Linked DNA regions of Homo sapiens: region 1 is linked to region 2. Evidence: read pairs that join two places in POLR2A ChIA-PET (ENCODE). Cell type or tissue: OCI-LY7. All regions are shown on one strand. Each heading gives the region's core, and the rest is flanking DNA. Links, peaks and the distances in the headings are about the cores only. Region 1 overlaps LOC124903379 (a long non-coding RNA gene). Region 2 overlaps YY1-DT (YY1 divergent transcript).

Region 1 (11,299 bases), core at 1,240-9,239, 190 kb after region 2:
TAGGTTCAATCTGCCTTCAGAGGTGCCAGTGGAATTCAAAAGCATGTTATAGCACTTTTCATTTTCCAGTGCTCTTGATTATGAAAGCTCACACATGGCCATTCTCCTCTCTGAACATCTCTGCAAATAAAATATTATTCCTATTTTATCCCAATGAAGTTATGTGACTTACATAAACTAACGCAGCATCATTAGAACCTAGGGTTTCCAGGTTCCCAAGCTCAGGTTCTTCCCGTGAACTCCAACGAGGTGTGTACATCAGAATCATCAGTGGAACTTTAAACAGTGCACATGTCTGGGTTTCACCTGCACATATTTGGACTTAAGAGGTTTGAGGAGTGGCCTGGGCACCTGTCTTTAGATTGCAATGGGCCTTCCCAGTTGAGAAACATTACATAGATTTCCCAAGTTGAAAGTCACTCTTGAAAGCTCTTTAGTTGATTCTCTTGCTGTCCAGGAGAACCACCCCAGAATGTATCACATCATAGCTACAATTGTTGGAAGGGTGCTCTTCACTGAGTTCTCACTTGTAATTCACTCTTCCCTACACGGAAGAGACCTCATACGTCATAGTTGTCCCGTGTAGTCCTAGTTAGTTCAACAGACACTTACTGATCACACTAGGCTCCAAGGATAATGAAATAGGACACGGAGAAACGTACAACAATGAATAATGCAATGGGCTGTGGCCTGAGTACAGAAGCACTGCAGACTCAGAGAACCAGGGGTCACTTGGTGGTGGGCTCTGGTTGTATTATCACAGTTAGCCAGAAAACACTGTAGTCCCAGTTTGTCAACTGCAAGGAACTTATTAATCTCTCAGACCAGGGAATTTGCATGCAAACCAAGCCAAGATCCAAGCTCTCAGCTGATTAGTCACACCATGTTTCGTTCACTGTGTCATAAACATTTCAGTAGCAAACATGATTATCTTCCAAGGACTGATTTCTGGCATTCTGAGTCTGAACGCTCAGGGAGAGGGGAAGACTAGAAGTACTCTAGCTGGAGAATGTATCAGCCTTTTTCCTGGCTCCCATGCAATTTCTAATCCAGGATAAGTGTCTATAAAATGCTTTGCTGCTTACAGTAAATTAAAAGAATTAATTTATTGAGTATCTAAATGCTTTATAGAGGTAATCTCGGCCGGGCGCGGTGGCTCACGCCTATAATCCCAACCCTTTGGGAGGCTGAGGCAGGCGGATCACCTGAGGTCGGGAGTTTGAGAGCAGGCTGACCAACATGGAGAAACTCTATCTCTACTAAAAATACAAAAGAAAAAAAAAAATAGCCGGGCGTGGTGGCACATGTCTGTAATCCCAGCTACTTGGGAGGCTGCGGTAGGTGAATTACTGAACCCAGGAGGCGGAGGTTGCAGTGAGCTGAGATTGCGCCACTGTACCCCAGCCTGGGCAACAAGAACGAAACTCCACCTCAAAAAAAAAAAAAAAGGTAATCTCATTTAATTAGCATAGTAACTGTCAGAGATTGGTAATAGTCCCATTTTACAGGTAAGGCAACCAAGGCACAGAGAACTTAAGTAATTGCTCAAGGTGATAAGAAAAGTCAAGGTGCTAGCAGCATGGCAAAACACCTAGTAGGATTTCCCATCACTACTACTTATTCCCCAGAGGTGAAAATGTTTATCTCTGCAGAGTAGCCAACTTCAGGGCAGAGAAGTCACCAGTCACAGGGAAAGGACAAAATGGACCTGGGTTATACCCTGAGAAGACAGCAAAAACTCTCCCCTCAATCAGCTAAAGCATGGCTAAGAGCACACTGTCCCCCTGTTCCTATACCTCAGCTCCCGCACACCTACTAACAGCCCTTGTCTTGATTTTCATCCACCCCAATCCTATACCCTCCAAGGCTCACTCCCACAGATGCTTCCTCCTGAAAATCTCTTTTAACTTTTATACAGCAAAACTGTGTCCACCTCCCGGCCACAGCACGTTATCTGTATCCCTATGGAATCTATCCCAATCTCCTATGTTAGTATTATCTTTGCTACCTGCTACTCCATGCTTTTGGTCTGTCTGTTCCACACCTCTTGAGGACAGTGTTCCTGGAGGCAGGACTAAGGATTACACATATTTACATTTTCTACTGTGGCTTATATTGAGTAGATGTTCTGGAAGTATTTGTTCAATGAATGGTTATCCTAGTATCAAAAGGGCCCTCCCACATCCCTACCTCCAAAATGACCCATTGCCTGACTTTTCAGAACCAACATAGTTGAGGATATGTTTGCAACTACCCTAAGTAGTCAGCAGGAGACATAGAGACCCAAGTTGGTATTCTGTTCCAGGACTCACTCCTCTGGGAAGCCCAGCTAAATTCTTCCTCTTTGTTTTCTTTTGTTATTAGCATAAGCAACTACTATTACACTAAGCAAAGAGGAATGGGAGATAACAGAAACTGTTTTAAAACACGGCATTTGAATCTGTTAAACATTAACTGATTAAACTTTCACTGATTACAAAATGTAAAATATACAAACAATACAGCAATGTTTTATAATTTATACACTTCTTTCCTATACATTATCCTCAAAATAGTCCTTTTGCTATATGTGAGGTAACTAAGGCCTAGAGAAATAAAGTGACAGTCATAGCTTACATTTCTTTTGTAGGAAATGGAGCCAGATATTGGGACTCTAGATCTACAACACTGCCTCACTTTGAGTAAAACTCAACAACTGCACGCTTATTTAATAATGAAGAATAGATTTTTTTTGAGATGGAATCTCGCTCTGTTGCCAGGCTGGAGTGCAGTGGCGTGAACTTGGCTCACTGCAACCTGCGCCTCCTGGGTTCAAGCAATTCTCCTGCGTCAGCCTCCCGAGTAGCTGGGACTACAGGTGCGTGTCACCATGCCTCGCTGATTTTTGTATTTTTAGTAGAGACGGGGTTTCACCATGTTGACCAGGATGGCGCTGATCTCTTGACCTCATGATCCACCCGCCTCAGCCTCCCAAAGTGCTGGGATTACAGGCGTGAGCCACCGCGCCCGGCCGATAGATTGTTATTTTTAAGTATATCTGCTTTGCCATCCTAACAACTAAATTATCTGCTTCCCAGTGCATAAAGGACTCAAACAACTCAATACAAAGAAAACATATATTCTGATTTAAAAATGGGCAAAAGATCTGAATAGACATTTCTCAAAAGACATATAAATGGCCAAGAGGTATGTGAAAAAATGCTCAACATCACTAATCATCTGGGAAAGGCAAATCAAAACCACAACAGCATCTCACACAGTTTTATCAAAAAGACAGCCAATAAGTGACTCTGGCAAGGATGTGGAGAAAGGGGGGCCCTTGTACACTGCTGGTGAGAATATAAATTAGTACAGCCACTGTGGACACTCCAAAACAGTTTGGAGGTTCCTCAAAAAAAAAAAAAAAAACAAACAAACAAAAAAACAACTAAAAGTAGAACTACCATATGATCCAGAAATCTCACTGTCAAATATATATCCAAAAGAAAGGAAATTGGTATACTGAAGAGACTGATTTTACTCCCAAGCTTACTGCAGCATTAGTCACAACGGTCCAGATAGGAATTGAGTCTGGGTGCGGTGGCTCATGCCTGTAATCCCAGTACTTTGGGAGGCCAATGAGGGTGGATCACTTGAGGTCAGGAGTTTGAGACCAGCCTGGCCAACATGTGGGAACCCTGCCTCTACTAAAAATACAAAAATTAGCTGGGCATAGTGGCGCATGCCTGTAATCCCAGCTACTTGGGAGGCTGAGGCACGAGAACTGCATGAACCTGGGAGGTGGAGGTTGCAGTGAGCTGAGATCATGCCACTGCACTCCAGCCTGGGCAACAGAGCAAGACTCTGTCTAAACAAAAAAAAGATACAAATCAACCTAAGCGTCCAACAACAGATGAATGGATTAAAAAAAAAGTGGTATAAATATACAGTAGAATATTATTCAGCCATAAGAAAAAATGAAATTCTGTCATTTGCAGCAACCTAGATGAAACTGGAGGACATTACGTTAAGTGAAATGAGGCAGGCACGAGAGAGACGAATACTACATATTCTCACTAATATATGGGAGCTAAAAAAAAATTGAAGTCATGGAGATAGAGAGTAGAATGATGGTTATCAGAGGTGGGAAGGGTAACGGGGAGAGGGTAATAAAGAGGGATAATTAGTGGGTACAGAAATACAGTTTGATAGAAGGAATAAGATTTAGTGTTCAGTAGTACAATAGGGCAACAAGAGTTAACAGTAATTTATTGTACATTTCAAAATAACTAAAAAAGTGTAATTGGAATTTTCCTAACACAAAGAAATGATAAACGCTTGAGATGGGCATTCCAGTTACCCTGATTTGATCATTACACATTGTACACTGTATGCTTGTATCAAAATATCACATGTACCCCATAAATAGGTATACTTAGTATCTATAATAATTAAAATTTTTATAAATAAATAATTTGTTTCCCCAAATAACACCTTGCTTTTGGCTTGTCAGATGGACACCAGGTGAAACTGTCAAGTCAATGAGGTCTGTCCATCCCTGTCTTACCTGCTCTATTCTCTCTCCCTGGTCTGTCTGCCCTCTGCATTCTTCCACCAACCAGTGCTCCCACCATCATCTATCAAAGATCCACATGGTTGTAGATTCCAACAGGCCCCGGGGATCCAAGACAGAGAGGGATCATAGCTCCCACAGTTAGGGACTGTGACTTACTTAATTCAAAGTATTTTCATTATCAGACATTTAATAATACGTCCCAGAGCTGAGAGTATGCTGTCAGCAGTAGTTGGTAGGGATACAAGATGACGACCTTCTCTCTGACCTCAAGGAGCTCATGCTTTGGTAGAGAAGAAGATGTGAGAGAAACTAATAATCATACAACTACACAGTAGTAAGCACTACACAGAGATGGGATGGAAGAGCCGTGGGAACTGGGAGGAGGGTAGGTCATTCTACCCCAAGCCCTCTGCTCCTTTTCTAGAAGTTCCCTACTTTTCCTACATCTGTGGAGCACGTGCCAGGCACCACGACAAGCTCTGAGCCCACAGGAAAGACTGAAAGGTTGGGCTGATGGTTAAGACACAGGGTCAATTTATAGGATGGCATTTCAGGCACATAGTATCTGGGAAAGAGGGACTGAACTGAAACTGACTGATTCCCTTAACAGCTGGGTGACTTTAAGCAAATTACTTAACCTCTCTGAGTGTCTGTTCTCATTTCTTTCATTCATTTAACAAATATTTATTAGATACCTACTGTATGCAAGGCACTATGGACACAACAGTGTTGTGTTTTTTTTTTGTTTTTTTTTTTCCTGAGACACTGGAGTGCAGTGGCATGATCTTGGCTCACTGCAGCCTTGACTTCCTGAGCTCAGATGATCCTCTCACCTCAGCCTCCCAAGCAGCTGGGACCACAGGCATGTGTCACCATGCCCGGCTAATTTTTGTACTTTTTGTAGACGTGGGGTTTCGCCATGTTACCCAGGCTGATCTGGGGCTCCTGGGCTCAAGCAATCTATCCGCCTCAGCCTCCCAAAATGCTAGGATTACAAGCGTGAGCCACTGTGCCCCACCACAGCTGTGTTTTGTTTGTTTGTTTGTTTTTGGAGACAGAGTGTCACTGTTATTGCTCAGGCTGAAATGCAGTGGCCCGATCTCGGCTCACCGTAACCTCTGCATCCCAGGTTCAAGCGATTCTCCTGCCTCAGCCTCCCGAGTAGCTAGGATTACAGGCATGCGCCACTATGCCTGGCTAATTTTGTATTTTTGTATTTTGTATTTTAGTAGGGGTTTCTCCATGTTGGTCAGGCTGGTCTTGAACTCTTGACCTCAGGTAACCCACCCGCCTCTGCCTCCCAAAGTGCTGGGGTTACAGGCGTGAGCCACCACGCCCCGCCAACTGTGTATTTTTAAAAACCTATCCTTGTGGCACTTAGGTTCTGCTAAGGGAGGTAAACAATAACAAATATAAAATTTAAAGCTACAGTATATAGATGGTGATATGTGATCTGGCAAAAAATAAAGCAGAGTAAAAAGAAAGGGAGTGCCCATTGTGGGGAGAGGGATATTAAAAAGACAGGTCAGGGTAACATCTGAGTAGAGACCTGGAAGAGACCAGGGCATAAGCCACGTGGCCACCTGGGGGCAGAGCAATCCAGGCAGAGACTGTCAGTGCACAGGCCTCAAGGAGGAGGCAGCCTGGTGTGTTCAAGGAACAGCACAAGCTGGTAAGGCTAGAGTGGTGTGGAGGAGACAGGGTGCTGTTAGAGATGGAATCTGATAAGAGGGCCAGGCTGAGCAGGCCTGGTAAGCCATTAAAGGAGCTTGTGCTCTCACTCTCAGTGAAGTGGGAAGTTACTGGGAGGGGAGGTGGGTGGTTTGAGAACAGGAGTGACATGATTTGACTTCTTATCTTAAAAAGGAAAATGGGTGAAAAATTGAGACTAGAGAACAGGGCAGAAAGCTTGGAGGGCAGTTACAATGCTACTGCAGCAATTCAGATGCTGGCATTTGGACAAGGCTGGTGGTAGTAGAGCCAGTAGGAAGTGGTTGGATTTGGTGTATATTCTGAGACAGAGCTGGTAGGACTGCTTGATGGATGAGAGACGAGATGTGGAGAGTAGGAGAAAGGGGTCAAGAATGACTGAACAACTAGAAGGAAGGAGTTGCGGAGCTGCCGCTGACTGGGCTGCGGAAGACTGAAGAAAGGACAGGAAAGAGCTGGAGAACCGTGTTAGACATGTTTGAGATGCCTAATTAGGCTTCCAGTAGTGACATCAAACAAGCAGATGGATATATGGGCCCAGAGTTTAGGACAAGTTCTGATGTGGACTGTGTTTTCATCTCCAGCAAGCCACATGGCTGCCTGGGGGCAGGGCAATCCAGGCAGAGATACAACCAGTGAAGAGGTCTAGAGGAGGAGCACAAGGCCCACGTGGCTAGAGTGGTATGGAGGAGAGAGTCCATTTCATTTATGTGAGTTAAAGTTACCTTGGGCAAAGCAATCAGCAGTGATTGGCACACAGCAGGTATTCAATGATCAAGGTTCTTTTCCTTCCCCTTCCCTGCCTGGCCCAGTCTCTACCTCCTGTTCATCTGAGACTTATTTCCTCAGCTCAGATCAATGTACTAAACATCTGTTTCTTCAAGGTACTACAGGAGCCTGGAAAATGAGAGAGACCAAGCTGGCTTGGGCTCTTGACACTTGGATGGTTCTTTAGCCTTGCCATCTTCAAGTCTTCCCCAATACTACTCATTTTGACTTGTTTCAATATTCCAGTGAAAGGGCAAGAAAAACCATCACATTTCCCAAGAGTAGATATAAATTTGAATTAATAAAGAAAGTTGGTTAGAGTTTGAACTTCAAACCCTTCCATGATGTTTTTGTTTAAAAATAAAACAGACTCAAAATAGTAACTTCCATTTTCACGTGACTAACAAATAGCAATTGTGGATTTCAGATCTTGGTACACTACATTCCTCCCGGAAATAAATCGGAATAAGTCAAATACCAGGAGTTCTGAGAAACAGAAGTCTCTGATTTGGGCTCCATTCTTGCTTGACGGATTATGGGGGAAAAAGTCACATTTAAAACTCTTCATTCTGGGGTGGTAAGGAAATGTAGGCACTGTTCTGGGTCCAGAGGTAGAAGGAAAACTACATGGTATTTCACAAAATGCTCAAGACAGTCTCTGTGGTGTGTAGAAACAGGCAAATGTTTATTTAAAACTTTCAGTTCAGTAGAAGGATGTCTAAGAAAGTTTTTAAAAAAGGCAAAAGGAGGCTGGGTACGGTGGCTCATGCCTGTAATCCCAGCACTTTGGGAGGCTGAGGTGGGCAGATTACTTGAGGTCAGGAGTTCAAGACCAGCCTGGTCAACATGGTTGAACCCCGTCTCTACAAAATTACAAAAATTAGGCTAGGTGCGGTGGCTCATGTCTGTAATCCCAGCACTTTGGGAGGCCGAGGCAGGGGGATCACCTGAGGTCAGGAGTTCGAGACCAGCCTGACCAACATGGAAAAACCCTGTCTCTACTAAAAATACAAAATTAGTCAGGCATGGTGGCATATGCCTGTAATCCCAGCTACTCGGGAGGCTGAGACAGGAGAATTGCTGGAGCCCGAGACAAGAGCGAAACTCCATCTCAAAAAAAAAAAAAAAAAAAAAAAAATTAGCCGGGCTTGGTGGTGGGCACTTGTAATCCCAGCTGCTCAGGAGGCTAGGGCAGGAGAATTGCTTGAACTTGGGATGTGGAGGTTGCAGTGAGCTGAGATCCTGCCGCTGCACGCCAACCCAGGTGACAAAGTGAGACTGTGTTCCAAAAAAAAAAAATTAAAAAAAAAAAAGGGCAAAAGGACAAGTGACCTGTGTCTACCCCAAGAGCCAGCTAGAACAGCTTGCCTGGTGGTAGAACAATAGTCTTGTAGGCAATGGCAGACAAAAATCCCCTAGGCAGCTGTAAAACACTGGCCCAACCTCTCAAGCTCCTATTACTCTCTAGGCGTGGGACCCAGGCAGCAGTAAATCATCACAACCATCAGTGCTCAGTGGAGTGAGATCATCTGCAGGGATTCCTTAATGAAACGTGATGACTTCTCTGGCACTCCAGCAAGTGGGGTGTGCTGAGGACACCACGCTTTTCTCAGGAGATCAGTTATCAGCTTTTCCACACGTTCTCCTGAACCAGCACACAAAACAGCCCACGTGGCACCATGGCACCGACCTCAGGACTGTGCCGAGCTAGCTGGATAGCTTGCTTGCTTTTCCTTAAGTTCTGGTTAAAATGCACTGTACCAACTGCTCATTAAGGTCTTACTGTGTGTCAAGCAGTTGTAGGTGCCAAGGAAACAAAAACAGGCAGGATTCTGTTGTTTTTATGAATTCTGCTCTCATGGAATTCATAGTCCAATAAGTAAATGCATCTGAGTCAAAATCAGACTTCCTTTTAAAAACGAATGTGGCCAGCCAGGTGTGGTGGCTCACGCCTGTAAACCCAGCACTTCTGGGGGCCAAGGTGGGTAGATCACATGAGGTCAGGAGTTCAAGAACAGCCTGGCCAACATGGTGAAACCCTGTCTCTACTAAAAATACAAAAAAATTATCTGGGCGTGGTGGTGCATGCCTGTAATCACAGCTACTTGGGAGGCTGAGGCAGAAGGATTGCTTGAATCCAGGATGCAGAGGTTGCAGTGAGCTGAGATTGTGCCACTGCACTCCAGCCCGGGTGACAGAGAGTGAGTCTGTCTCCAAAAAAAAAAAAAAAACAAACCAAGAATGTGGCCCTTCCTTCTGCTCTCAGGGCTGGGGATGTGTGGAGGAGCGTGTCCACAAACGAGGCCTACAGGCACGTGTGGATAACCTGATGGAGCCGGCCCCAGGATGTGCTTCCCCCTTTATATTCATGTAGGAAGAACTGCTGTAATTCATAAAGTTTATATTATCCCATTTAATTCTAACAGTGTTATGGAGTTTCTTGGTGAGAATCACTCTCCCCATTTCAGCTGACACTAAGAAAGATCAAGAGACTTGCCAAGCCCACCAAGTTAGTTCATAGCGGCACCGAGATTATAAAACCAAGTTCTCTGATTCTCATCCCAAAGAAACAGAGAACTTGGTTTATAATCTTACTGCTCTGCAAAACCTCCCCAAGTGACCGGTGGTTCACCTACCTGTCCTTGACCTGCTTCTGTCTGCTCTCAATTTTTCTTACCCGTACCTCCACCCTGCCTTTGCCTCAAACTTCCCATCTCCATGAAGGTAATCTTCTGCTTTTCCTAAGCCAATGGTTGTTAAGTCTGGTCTCCAGATCTGCAGCATCAGACTCACCTGGGAAGTTGTTAGAAATACAGATTCTTAGGCCTCGCCCCAGATCTACTCAATGAGAAATTCTGGGAGTGGGGTCCAGCAATCTGAGTTTTAATGAGCTTTCCAGGGATTCTGCTGCATGCTAAAGCTAGAGAACCCCACTGAACTAAGCTAAAAAGCCAGGTACCTCTAGAGTCCCTGTGTTGCCCCACCATGATCACGGGGCCCCCACATACACAAACTCCATGACTAGAGAAGAAAGCCATTTGTCTGACACCATGCAGCAGTCACAAAATGCAGTCACATCCAGTAAAATTTTTCAGGGCCAGCTTAGGCAAAAGCTTGAAGCAAGAGGTAACAGCCCTCCCCTTTGTGGTCTACCCTTCATAATGATAGCCCCCTTTTCTCAATCAGTGCAATGGCCTTTAATTCAACCCCCTCCCACCTCATCAGACCCAGCTCTTGACCCTTAGATTAGAAGCCCACCACAATGCGAGTGGATGTGTTCATACATAACCCTCTTCCCTAACCATGAAACGTAATGAAAGGCTCCAAGCTCTGTTCAAGAGGGTAGACAGGGGTACTTCATCTAGAGTAAATGCTAACAATAAAACGTGAACTACGCAATTGCGCTACTTTCTACAAATTACAGAACGCTTCCATAACTCTCACAAGGATCACAAAAGCTACTTCTGAAACAGACATTAGAACCCAGGGGCCTATCTACTGTAACACGCCAGACATTATATAAATTCTTGTTAGTCATCTAATGGGGCTATTATAAAAGTTCTGGTCACTCTGTAAGGGCAGGGGCCCATGTCACCAGAGCACACTGCCACATAAAAAGAATTTCTTTGTCGCAAACCCAGGCCATTAGAAATAATGCAGAGACACACGACTAAACAAAGGATAACTTCCTGAATCCAAAGTATCAAGTTTACTGAAAAGGGCAGGGGACGACCTTTACGGTCCGACTTTTCTTTGTGGAGATCTAATGATCCTCTTATCTACTCCCTTGACTGGCTAACAGGTCTGTAGTTTTCTCTTAGAAGAATGAAAGGTGGTTATTCTCTTATTGTTTTAATGTCTACCGCAGCAACATTTGGAGGAATAAAAAAGGCCCATAGAGGTAGAACTGAGGTTCCCGCACAATCACTCTTTGCCCATCAATATGGAATTTATGCTCAGTTCTAAAATGCACAAAAATTGCATTTGAAAAATGAGAAGCTTTCAGAAGTCGGAAGTGTGTGTGTGTGCGTGCACACACACACACACTCTCTTCCATATGTTCCAGAGAGGTGGAAATATGCACAAGAAGAATCTGATGACCCTCCCATTCCGCCTCCTTTATTTTCATTTCTTAGAAACTCCTTCTATTGGAACATCCCTTCCCACATTTATATACAGGGATAGATTCCTGGAGAAGAGAGGGAGTAAGATTCACAAAAGATCTAATTTGGAGCACTAATAATTACAGCAGCTGAAAAGCATACG
Region 2 (12,051 bases), core at 2,222-10,221:
AAAGTGCTGGGATTACAGGCGTGAGCCACTGCGCCCGGCCTATTTTTTATTTCTCAACAGTCATGGTCTCACTCTGTCTCCCAGGCTGGAGCGCAGTGGCACAATCATGGCTTACTGCAGCCTAGTACTCCTGGGTTCAAGTGATCCTCCCACCTCAGCCTCTTTAGCAGCTGGGACAACAGGTGCACACCACCACCATGCCTGGCTAATTTTTTTTTTTAAATATTTCTGTAGGCCGGGCATGGTGGCTCACGCCTATAATCCCAGCCCTTTGGGAAGCCGAGGTGGCTTGAGGTCAGGAGTTTGAGAGCATCCTGGCCAACATAGCGAAATCCCATCTCTACTAAAAGTACAAAAATTAGCCAGGAGTGGTGGCACATGTCTGTGATTCCAGCTACTCGGGAGGCTGAGGCATGAGAATCACTTGAACCTGGGAGGTGGAGGTTGCAGTCAGCCGAGATCACGCCACCGCACTCCAGCCTGGGCAACAGAGCAAGACTCTTTCTCTAAATAAATAAATAAATAAATAAATAAATAAATACAGATATGCCATGATTGTGCCACTGCTCTCCAGCCTGGGTGACAAGAGTGAGACCGTGATTTGAAAATATACATATACATTTTTTTTTAAGAGGCAGGATCCTGGCCGGACACGGTGGCTCATGCCTGTAATCCCAGCACTTTGGGATGCCGAGGTGGGTGAATCACAAGGTCAGGAGTTTGAGACCAGCCTGGCCAACATGGTGAAACCCTGTCTCTACTAAAAATACAGCAATTAGCTGGGCATGGTCGTGGGCGCCTGTAGTCCCAGCTACTCCAGAGTCTCCAGCAGGAGAATTGCTTGAACCCGGGAGGTGGAGGTTGCAGTGAGCCGAGATTGCACCACTGCAAGAGATCGCACCAGCCTGGGCGACAGAGCGAGACTCCATCTCAAAAAAAAAAAAAAGAAAAAAAAAAAGGCAGGATCCTGCTGTATTGCCCAGGGTAGTCTCAAACTCCTGGGCTCAAGGGATCCTCCCACTTAGGCTTCCCAAAGTGCTTGGATAACAGGAGTGAGCTATCATGCCCAGCCCTGTGTCTGCCTTTAAAATGACCTTAGACTTCGCAAAACACAGGAGTTAACTGGGACAAAGAGGTATGAAGAAAAGGAAACTGATACCACAAGGAGAAGAGAACACAAGGCCCAGCAGTCTGGGCTTGTATTAGCTCATGGCCTTGCATAGCATTGGGCCCTGTGCCTAGAGCCTGAGATGACTTCACCTTTGGGGGAGTGAGAGCTCTGAATCTGGCGGTGCTTTGACATTTTAACAAACTGGCAACAGTGGTGCCCCTTGTGTCTTCCCAGCACCTGCCCCCTTCAGCTCAAATTCCTTGCTTCAGTTACTGCATCTGAAATGATGTCCGAGCTGGAAATGAATAGAAAGAACACAGAACTGCTCCTGCTTCAGTCCTCACTCTTACTAGCTGTGTGACCTTGGACAAGTGACCTAACCTCTCTGAGCCCCAGCAGAGAAGCAGGCCTGGCTTTCAAGGTGATTGTGAGAATGAAGTTAGGTGGTACATATAAAGAAACTTAGCTTGGTGCCTTCTTCCTGGTATATCCTAAGTGTGTTTCCATGAAGAGCACTGGGACGTTGCTATGGAAGCACAGAGCAGAGGAGGGGTGAGCACTGGCCAAAAATCAGGAGACCCGAATTCTACTCACCATGCTACCAATGCAGTGTGACCTTGGGTACATCCCCTCTGGGTTGAAATAGATTTGTATGTATGAAAAGTGCCCTAAAAAGTCACAACTGGGCTGGGTGTGGTGGCTCACGCCTGTAATCCCAGCACTTTGGGAGGCCAAGGTGGACAGATCACTTGAGGTCAGGAGTTCATGACCAGCCTGGCCAACATGGTAAAACCCCATCTCTACTAAAAATACAAAAATAATTAGCTGGGGCTTAGTGGCGCACACCTGTAATCCCAGCTACTCCGGGCGGCTGAGGTGGGAGAATTGCTTGAACCTAGAAGGCAGAGGTTGCGGTGAGCCAAGATCACACCACTGCACCCCAGCCTGGGCGACAGAGTGAGACTCCGTCTCAAAAAAACAAAGTCACAACAAAAAGGGCCCATTTCTGCCAGCTTCCACGTGGGCTTTTATAATAGTTTACAGGAGCTCACTGGGTGCGCCCAGGACCAGGGTGGGGAGACTGAAGCCTGTGGAGCAGGCCACGGCAGGACCAGGCAGGGCCTCCCACGTGCTGTCCTGCAGGACCTCGCTCACTGAAGACGCCATCAGTCAGGCCATCATCAGTTTGCCCAGAAGCTTGTGAGCACCAGCAGACAGGGCCACCTCTCTTTTACCCTGTGCCTTGCTAGAATCAGCCGGGGCTAGGAAAACAGCGGTTGATACAAACAGACATGAGTGGCAGCGGGTGGGCACTGAAGCCAGGCTTCTAGCCCAGGCCCAGCAGGTTCTGTGAGCAGGTGCTGTGCTGTTGACCAGTGCCATTCCTGTTCCAATGAGGCATCGAAGCTGGCACAGGGGGCTTTGCTGGGCTGCAACAGGTGTTCAGGATGGGGCTCAGAGGTTGGCACTTGGCAAGCAGAAGGGGCACGGGCTGGCCAGTAGAACAGCGCTGGGGTGCACGAGGCAAGAGGTAGAGATAAGTCACTGAGAAGGGCAGAAGTGGGGGGACCTGTTTCCAAAGCACTAAGGCTGGTGGCCAGAGCCCTGCCGGCTGCATCAAGTCAGGAGAGTGTGCTCCTGGAAGCATGGGCAAGCGGGGGAGACTCAACCTTAGTTCTGAGTCCAGAAATAAAATGGCCCTCTATTACACAGTTATCTTTGACTCCTCAAGCCCCTCTTGCTTTCACATTGAGTCACTAAATGCTGTCCTTTTTCTGATAGTCTCTACATTTTATTCCTTTGCTTTCAATTTGGTGAGAAAGGTATACATACAGAAGTGTATACAAAAACTGTGCAAAGAAGTTAGAGAATAATTGTATCATGAACCAGCACCCAGGTAAAGATATAAACACAGCCAGCATCCCAGAGGCTGTGCCCCAGCCTGACCATGACCGTTCCTTCTCCCTACAGGTCCTAGTGCAGTTTTGTGATGTGATACAGCCTTGCATTTCTTTATTGCTTTGCACCATTGGGGTTTTAATTGGGATTGCATGGATCTTATAAATCACATGGAGAAAGTGGACTTCTTTTAATGTTAATCCATGGACGCGGTATATCTCTCTAGTTACAATGTCCCCTTTGTCTCACAATCAGGGTTTCTGATTTTCTCCATAGAGATCTTGTACTTTTAAAAAAATTGTTTTCTTGGCTAGGTGCGGTGGCTCGTGCCTGTAATCCCAGCACTTTGGGAGGCCAAGGCAGGCAGATTACTTGAGGTCAGGAGTTTGAGACCAGCCTGGCCAACATGGTGAAATCCTGTCTCTACAAAAATACAAAAATTGGCTGGGCGTCATGGCGGGCGCCTGTAATCCCAGCTACTTGGGAGGCCGAGGCAGGAGAATTACTTGAACCCAGGAGGCAGAGGTTGCAGTGAGCCCAGATCGTGCCATTGCACTCCAGCCTGGGTGACAGAGCAAGACTGTTTCAAAAAAGAAAAAAAAATTGTTTTATTTTATTTCTTTCCTGAGATCTCTGTATGTACTTGTTTTATTAAGAGGTCTGTGATATTATTATAAATTTTTTTTTTTCTTTTTTGAGACACAGTCTCGCCCTGTCGCCCAGGCTGGAGTGCAGTGGCACAATCTCGGCTCACTGCAACTTCCGTCTCCTGGGTTCAAGCGATTCTCCTGCCTCAGCCTCCTGAGTAGCTAGGGCTACAGGTGTGTGCCACCACGCCCGGCTAACTTTTTTTGTATTTTTTAGTAGAGACAGGGTTTCACCGTGTTAGCCAGGATGGTCTTGATCTCCTGACCTCATGATCTGCCCACCTCGGCCTCCCAAAGTGCTGGGAGTGTGAGCCACCGCACCCAGCCTATAAATGATTTTTCTTGCTGGATGTTTTAACTGTTACAGCTGGAATTTTAAAATGCAGCTGAGAGTGCCTATAGTCCCAGGTACTCAGAAGGCTGAGGTGGGAGTATTGCTTGGGCCCAGGAGGCTGCATTCCAGCCTGGGCAACATAGCAAAACCCCATCTCAAAAGATAAATAAAAATTTTTTAAATGAAAATGCAGTGGGTTTGTGTATATTGATTTTTATATCTAGCAAGCTCACTAAACTCTCATGGTAACTTACCTTGTGATTCTTTGGCTTTTATATCATCTCTAAATAATGACAGTTTGTTTTTTTCCTTTCAGATCTTTATATCCTTTTCTTTTTCCTTGCCTTTCTTCCCTGGCCTGGACTTCCCGTACAGTTTGCACCCTACTGGAGGTGGTGACAGTGGGCATCGTTGCCATGTTTCCATTCTCACAGGGAAAGCTATCATTGTTCCTCCACTATCTACGATGTTTGTTATGGGGTTTTACAGCTACCCTTTGTCAGGGCAAGGAAGTCCCTTCCATTCTTAGGTTGCTAAGAGTTTTTCTCATGAGTGGATCTTTAGTTTTCTCTACGAGCCTAGAGAGGATGGTATGTCTTTTCCTTTTTTCCATTAAAGTGATAGATGATGCTGAGTTTTCCAATGCTGACGGACCCTGCGCTCCTGAGAGAAACAGGCTTGACTGTGTTGTATTGTCTTTTTTAGAAGCTGCCAGATTCAGTTTGTTACTCGTGTAGGATTTTTGTGTCTATTTTTCATGAATGAGATTGCCCTGTCCTTTTTCTTTTTCATATTTCCCTTATTAGGTGTTGGTGTCAAGGTTATCATTGCCTCACCGAACCAGTTGGGCAGTCCCCTCTTTTTCTGTGTTCTGAGTTTGTATAAAAGCGGAACTCTTTGTTCCATACATGTATATTAAAACTCACGGAGGATGCCATCTGGGCCTGGAGTTTGCTCTGCAGGAAGGTCGACTCCTGATTAACTTGGTCTTTCATGAACCTCCCATCCTTCCAGACCAGACCACCTCACCGGTGGACCATAGTGGCACCCTAAGGAGCACTGCCCCAGGCCTCCTCCCCAGCCAGTCTTCCTGTTCCCAGCTCTCTCCACCGGTCCCCACTGTCCCCTGATAAAATGTAGATTTACTGTCAGACTCAGGGCCCTCACCTGTGGCCAAACCACTTGCCTATCCTACCCTTCTGCTGTGTCCTGCTGAACTGGAGGCACGCCTGGGCCTCCTGTGCTGGAGCCTCCGCCCACGTGTGGCCCATCCAGACTCCTCCTGCCACTAGGGCCACTTCTTCCGGGAAGCCTGCCCTTCCCTTTAACTGCAGGGCCCTGTCTCCTATAGCTCCCAATTTCCACGTATGATCAAGACCGCTCTGGGGTAGAATTATAATCACTCCCTACCCAAGTGAGTGATCCGAGAGGATGGGTATATGCTTCCAGTTACTTGCTTATTCGGTCAACAAAACATACGAAGCACCAGGCACCATATGGAGCTGGAATACATCAGTAACCAAGACTCACAGCTTCCAGTCTCCAGAGCTCTCCAGTGAGTGGAAATAAGACAGCTTTCACTCGACAGGTGAGCACTGAAAAACGAGTTTTAATCACCCAGAATCCCACTGCTAATGGATGAGAGCATTTCTTCTCTTCTCCGCTTTAAAAAGGCGTATAATTATCTACCTGAGTAAGTACAAGCTACACACTACGCTAATTTACGGATAAGGAAACCGAGGCGTGGGGCACTGAGGCTGAAGCTGGCCCGGCTTAGGAATGCTTGGGGTCTGGATTTTGACTCAGCAGGTTGACTCGGAGCCTCCCTGCCTTCTTGAAAAAATAGAATGTGTGTTGAGCTCTGTCCTCGTTTGGGCCTCGAGTTTCACTTATCTTACTACAGACACCACCTTGGGAACACGAAATGTGCATCTCGCCCCTATCTGGGTGTCACCCTCACCGGCTCCCTTGCTTTCTTTTCGGGCTGTAGGGGCAGAACCCAGCCCGGGAGTTCGGAGCCTGGGCTCTCCCGGCGCTGCCATCAACTCCCTGTGATCCCAGCTCGTCACTAGGCCTCTCTGCGCCTCTTTCCACCTGTGTTAGGCGGGGCTGGGATTCCACCCCTGGCGATGGGCGTCGAGGATCCAGCACAGCCGGGGCGGGGCTAGGCGGGCGCGGGGGACGAGGGGCCCCGGGGAGGAGGGCGGGGCGGGGCACGAGGGCCCTGAGAGCCGGAAGCGCGGGGCGGGGCCTGTGCCGGGTGCACCTCGCGAGCTAGCTGCCGCCCCGCCTGTGTCGCGGTCGTACCCTCCGCCCTCTGCGCCGAGAGCCGCTGCCGCCCGAGACCTTCGAGGGCTCCTCGCCCCTGCTTCCTGGGAGACCCTCTCCGCTGGGAGAGTCGCAGTCACGGAGCCGGGGGACACCTGTACGGGCAGGCGGCCGGCGAAGGCCCGGCCCGAGAGGAAGCGGGCCCCGAACGCCGCAACTGCCTGGGAAGCGGCTTTGCGTGTGCGCGGCGAGAGTAGCGGGGCCATTGCCGGGCGTCTCAGGCGCCCGGGGCACCTCCGCCCTTCTTCCTGCCGCAGCTTCCTCGCGGCACTGGGAAGGGCGGCGGGAACGCAGGCGCTGCGCCGGGCGAAGGCCGCGGCCCTGCTCTCATCCTCAGCAGTTGGGAGGCTGGGGCTGGGCTACACCGACCCGAGCGGGGGCCGGGCGCGGGCCAGGCTCCTCCCTCATCTCCGGCTCCGTGGGCCGCGTGGCTGCCCCTTGGCAGGCTCTGCGGGGTCCCTGTCCCTGCCTGGGTAGTGTGCGCCCTTACCCTCCCGCCCCGCTTCAGGCCCTGCAGTTGAGAACACGGCGCCCTCGCCCCAGCCTGGTCCTCGCTCTAGATCCCGACCCTGACGCAGCCTGGGGAAGCCTACAAAGCCCCTCTCAAAATATTTTTAGATGAATAAAATAACAAGATTAGGAAGGAAGGCTACTATGGTAAATAGTTGGCTGGTCGCGGGGCTCACGCCGGTTTTCCCAACAATTTGGGAGGCCGAGGCGGGAGGATCGCTTGAGCCTAGGAGTTGGAGACCAGCCTGGCCAACATAGTGAGACCGTCTCTACAAAAACTTTTTTTTTTAATTAGCCGGGCGTGGTGGAGCACATCTGAGGGCCCAGCTACTCGGGAGCTGAGGCAGGAGGATCCCTTAAGCCTGGGAAGTCAAGGCTGCAGTGAGCCGAGATGGGTGCCACTTCACTCCAGCCTAGGCGACAGAGTGAGACTTGCAGAAGGAAAGAGAGAAAAGAAATACAGTAACAGTTAATAAAATTCTTAACACACATGTAATAATGTATTTTACTCACACATTAAATAACAAGACTAAAGTTGCAAGTCTAATATTCACCATGATTTTGAAATACCAGTGAGTATAAATGATATTTAGAGATTTCTGCAACAGCTGAAATGTGATATGAATATATCTGGGTTTCTCTTGGTGACAAAGTCACAGGGACAGCTAACACCTACTACTGTGGGAATTTTAATATCAGAGGTGGGTGAAAATGAGATCGCATACATTCCTTCAACCCAAATTCAGAAGCCCCCTGGCTTCTATCCTCTGACCTCCCTTCCCCTCCCCTCTCTCTGTGGATCCCAGGTTAAGAACCCCCACCCATGTGACGGGGTGTGAAGAGCTCAGTGGGAGGGGCAGAGAGGAAGAGCCTCCCTGACCCCGGTGTTTGCCTAAAGAGAAGCACAGAGCCAGTTTTCATACTCTGGGCCTTTGCACATGCTGTTCCCTCTGCTGGGCCTTCCCATCCCCCTGCCCCCTCTGCCACCCCAACCTCCTGTCTCCTTGAAAATACCCTACCCCATGCCACCCCCAGCATGGGGTTTCCTCTCTTCTCTTGCTGTCTAGTATCTTCCCAGCTCCACACAGAGCCTGTGTGTTGATCTCAGGGGTTTGTGTTCAGGCCTGGCCTCCTGCTGGGCTGAGCTAGGCAAGGCCTGGGCTGGGGCTGCTCCATCCCTAGGGCCCATTTCAATACTGGTGCTCAACGCATGTTTATTGGATGGATGGATGGATGGATGGATGGATGGATGGATGGATGGATGGAAAAGGTCATGCCCACCATGTTTTCTAAGCATCTTGCAGTCAGCAGCCGCCTGACTCATCTTTGGGCACCCTCCCCTGGCAACAGCAAAGGCTGTGTCACCAGCCCTTCCGACCAGGCTCCTGAGGGGGGTCTTGCATACCTTCTCACAGGTCGTGTCCTAAGATCCCATTTCACCAGTGGGGAACCTGGCCCTGGGAAAGGTCAAGGCTGGCTCCCTTGGTCTGGGAGCTGGCAAGTGGTGCATGAGGGATTCCATCCAGCCTGCCCTGGCCACACTGCTATCCGGTACATCAGCTCAAAGGGCCTCTGCAGAGGCCAAGGTGATGGGAGAGTTGGCCACATGTGAGAATAAGCCCATGCCCTCTGGAGGGAACTCTACTTTGAGTGATAACACTTCTTAAAATGGTTAAGTCATCATTAAGACAAAAACCAAATACACTTCTGATTTCATTCACCCTGTGCACCCGTGGTCACCCCAGCCAAGGGAGACTTGGTGATGCAGGGGATTGAGAAGCAGCCACTGTCTCGATGCTCCCAGCATGGTGGGGGCACCAGGAGTGTGAGTTGGAGGGGGGAAGGAGAGGGCAGGACCACTGGGGCAGGCTGGGAGGGCTTCACGGAGGAGGTGCTGCTTGGGTGAGGCCTAAAGGTCAGTAGGAATTACCTGTATGCAGGAGAGGATGGAAGGGAGTAGGAGGACACTGTAGTCCAAAGGCCCGAGGGGTGAACCTGCAAGTCCCATTTGGACAACTGAGCTCAGCTTGGGGAGCTCGGCCCTTAGGAGCCTCCGGTACAGCACACGAAACCAGTCAGCCACAAAACCAGGAGGTGGTTGTTAAGTTTCTTCTACCCATGCAGGTAAAGTTGAGAGAACCGTGAACTGGTTTCCTGCGGAGAGGATCCTGGAGCACAGTCCATGGCTGGGAGCCTCCAGACCTCGGGTGCGAAAGGTAGTGATGGGAGAAGGGAGGACACCCCAGGCAGAGGACACGACCTGGACACAGAAGTGGAGACTGGATTGGGAGTAGAGGAGTGAGGCTGCCTGGTGCCTCAGAGCTGGAGGAAGAATGACAACTGAGCCTGGACACCTGGGCTGGGGCAGGACACCTGGGACACTGGGAAGAGCCTGGGGCACTGGGAAGAGCCTGAGGCACCAGGCTGAGGCACCTGGGGCTGGCGGGCAGGAGGGCGCGTACGGGGGGAGCCACGGAGGCCTTTGGATACTCTAGCACTGTGTGGAGGATGGCGGAGAAAGGCTCGCACAGGCCCCCTGAGCCCGGCATGGGGATCCTGGGTAATAACCACACCTACCCACCTACCCAATGGGTACAGACCTTTTATCTCATTGGATTCACCCAACATCTTATGAAGAAGGCAGAAAAGTTTATTCACTTATCCAAAAAACATGATCCGTTTAGATCTGAGCTGGAATAACAGAATTTTCTTTTTACTTTTCCCTCCCTCCCTTCCTTCCTTCTCCCTTTCCTTTCTTTTTTGACAGGGTCTCATTCTGTCACCCAGACTGGAGTGCAGTAGCACAATCAGGGATTGCTGCAGCCTCAACTTCTGGGCTCAAGTGATGCTCCCACCTGAGCCTCCTTAGTAGCTGGGACTACAGGTGTCCAGGTGTGCACACCACACCCAGCTAATTTTTGTATTTTTTGTAGAGACGGGGTCTTGCCATGCTGCCCAGGCTGGACAGAGAACTTTCACATTCTGTATTATATATTTCCAAACTATTGTAAAATTTGATAATGAGCATATATTACCTTTATAATCAGAAAAAAGACAATAAAGATTTTTAAAAAATAATGATCCAGGTCAGGCACAGTGGCTCAAGCCTGTAATCCCAGCACTTTGGGAGGCTGAGGCAGGCGGATCATGAGGTGAGGAGATCGAGACCATCCTGGCTAACATGGTGAAACCCTGTCTCTACTAACTTTGGGAGGCCGAGGTGGGCGAATCACTTGAGGTCAGGAGTTCGAGACCAGCCTGGCCAACATGGTGAAACCCCATCTCTACTGAAAACACAAAAATTAGCTGGGTGTGGTGGCATATGCCTGTAATCAAATCCCAGCTACTCCAGAGGCTGAGGTGGGAGAATCACTTGAACCGAAGAGGTAGAGGTTGCAGTAAGTCGAGACTGCGCCACTGCACTCCAGCCTGTGCAACACACCGAGACTCCATCTCAAAAAAAAAGATTCAGGACTAGGATACAAAGTTGACTCTCCCCAGATTAGCTGGATTTTCCAAACATCCAAATATCACAATGCACACCCTCTCCATTCACACAGGCCCCTTCATGGAGACCCACAGCAGAGGTTTCCCTGAGTTCTCAGTAATTGATAAGATTCTTTTTTTTTTTTTTTTTTTTTTTTTTGAGACGGAGTCTTGCTCTGTTGCCCAGGCTGGAGTGCAGTGGCGCAATCTCGGCTCACTGCAAGGTCCGCCTCCCAGGTTCACGCCATTCTCCTGCCTCAGCCTCCTAAGTAATTAATAAGATTCTTAACCTTAGGATCCCTATCTAACCCTGTTTCTCTTTTGTACTGGCCATCAGGAAGCAGGATGTCAAATGTGAATTTCGCCTCTTCCCCCCTTGGCATTTGTGCAGGACCTTCTGCCATGTACTTTTGTTGTTTGTTTTTAGAGACATGGTTACTATGTCGTCCAAGCTGGTCTCAAACAACTGTGTTCCAGGGATTCACCCACCTCAGACACCCAAAGTGCTGGGATTCCAGGCGTGAGCCTCGCCCGAGCCCAGCCTGCCGTGCAATTTTGCATATTAACTATACTCCTTTGCCTGACTCCTCTACCTTTATTTTACTTTATACTCATTTTTACCGAAGCTGCCTCTTCCTTTTGGAATGACACAAGACACAAATTGATACTTTTTTTTTCTTTTTGTAACAAAGTCTCAATCCATCATCCAGGCTGGAGTGCAGTGGGCTTCAGCCTTCAACTCCCCAGATTCAGGCAACCCTCCCACCTCAGCCTCCTGAGTAACTGGGACCACAGGCGCACACCACCACGCCTAATTTTTGTATTTTTTATAGACAGGCTCCACATACCTGGCCACCATACAGGAGCCACCATATCCAGCTGATACATTTTTTCCTTAAAAACCATAGAAAAGCAACTGAAAGGGAAAAAAACGTAACTAAAAGAGAGCAAGCACATTCGCTGAGTGCAGTGGCTCACACCTGTAATCCAAGCATTTGGGGAGCCAGGGTGAGAGGATCCCTTAAGACCGGGAGTTTGAGACCAGCCTGGGCAACATAGTGAGACTTCATCTCTACAGGACATTAAATTAGTTGGGCATGGTGGAGCACACCTGTAGTCCACCAGCTTAGGAGGCTGAGGTGGGAGGAATGCTTGAGCCCAGGAATTTGAGGTTACAGTGAGCCACAATTGCGCCACGGTACTAAAGTCTGAGTGACAGAATGAGACCGTCTCAAAAAAAGAAAAAAGAAGGCAGGGCATGCTGGCTCATGCCTGTAATCCCAGCACCTTGGGAGGCCGAGGCAGGTGGATCACCTGAGGTCAGGTGTTCAAGACCAGCCTAGCTAACATGGTGAAACCCCATCTGTACTAAAAATACAAACATTAGCCGGGCGTGGTGGTGGGCGCCTGTAATCCCAACTACTTGGAAGGCTGAGGCAGGAGAATCACTTGAACCCGGGAGGCGGAGGTTGCAGTGAGCCTAGATTGCACCACTGCACTCCAGCCTGGGTGACAGAGTGAGACTCCCTCTTAGAAAATAAAAAAAAGAGAGAGAAGCAGGCTCTTGGTAGGAGGCCTGGCATAATGCCTGGACCAAAAGTAGTATCCATCCATTTCCTTAAAAAATAATATGTTTTGGCCGGGTGTGGTGGCTCACACCTGTAATCTCAACACTTTGGAAGGCCGAGGCAGGAGAATCACCTGAGGTGAGGAGTTCAAGACCAGCCTGGCCAACA

The links. Peaks named below come from ENCODE experiments on the same cell type or tissue, not always from the same donor. Only the 100,000 strongest peaks of a DNase experiment are listed, where the experiment ranks them.
Region 1: POLR2A ChIA-PET joins it to region 2 with 13 read pairs; 3 of 35 experiments call an interaction of 5 or more read pairs at or near these places.

Annotation. Positions count from the first base shown.
Region 1 is chr14:100,020,244-100,031,542 of GRCh38, reverse strand. LOC124903379 (a long non-coding RNA gene) reads left to right here. Exons shown (of 2, transcript XR_007064329.1): 2 at 1-148. It also overlaps a transcript of EVL not described here. Among named protein-coding and RNA genes, the nearest start is that of EVL, 40 kb to the left of the region's middle. In OCI-LY7, for the core only: a CTCF peak has its summit at 6,113 (motif pointing right); a DNase peak (open chromatin) is centred at 6,162.
Region 2 is chr14:100,208,767-100,220,817 of GRCh38, reverse strand. The region is part of intron 1 of YY1-DT (YY1 divergent transcript); the gene reads left to right. Among named protein-coding and RNA genes, the nearest start is that of YY1-DT, 24 kb to the left of the region's middle. RefSeq lists enhancers at 2,407-2,908, 5,848-5,897, 6,575-7,075 and a silencer at 6,118-6,837. In OCI-LY7, for the core only: no CTCF peak of the experiment used is centred there; DNase peaks (open chromatin) are centred at 6,227 and 6,607; H3K4me3 peaks cover 1,810 bases; H3K27ac peaks cover 1,016 bases.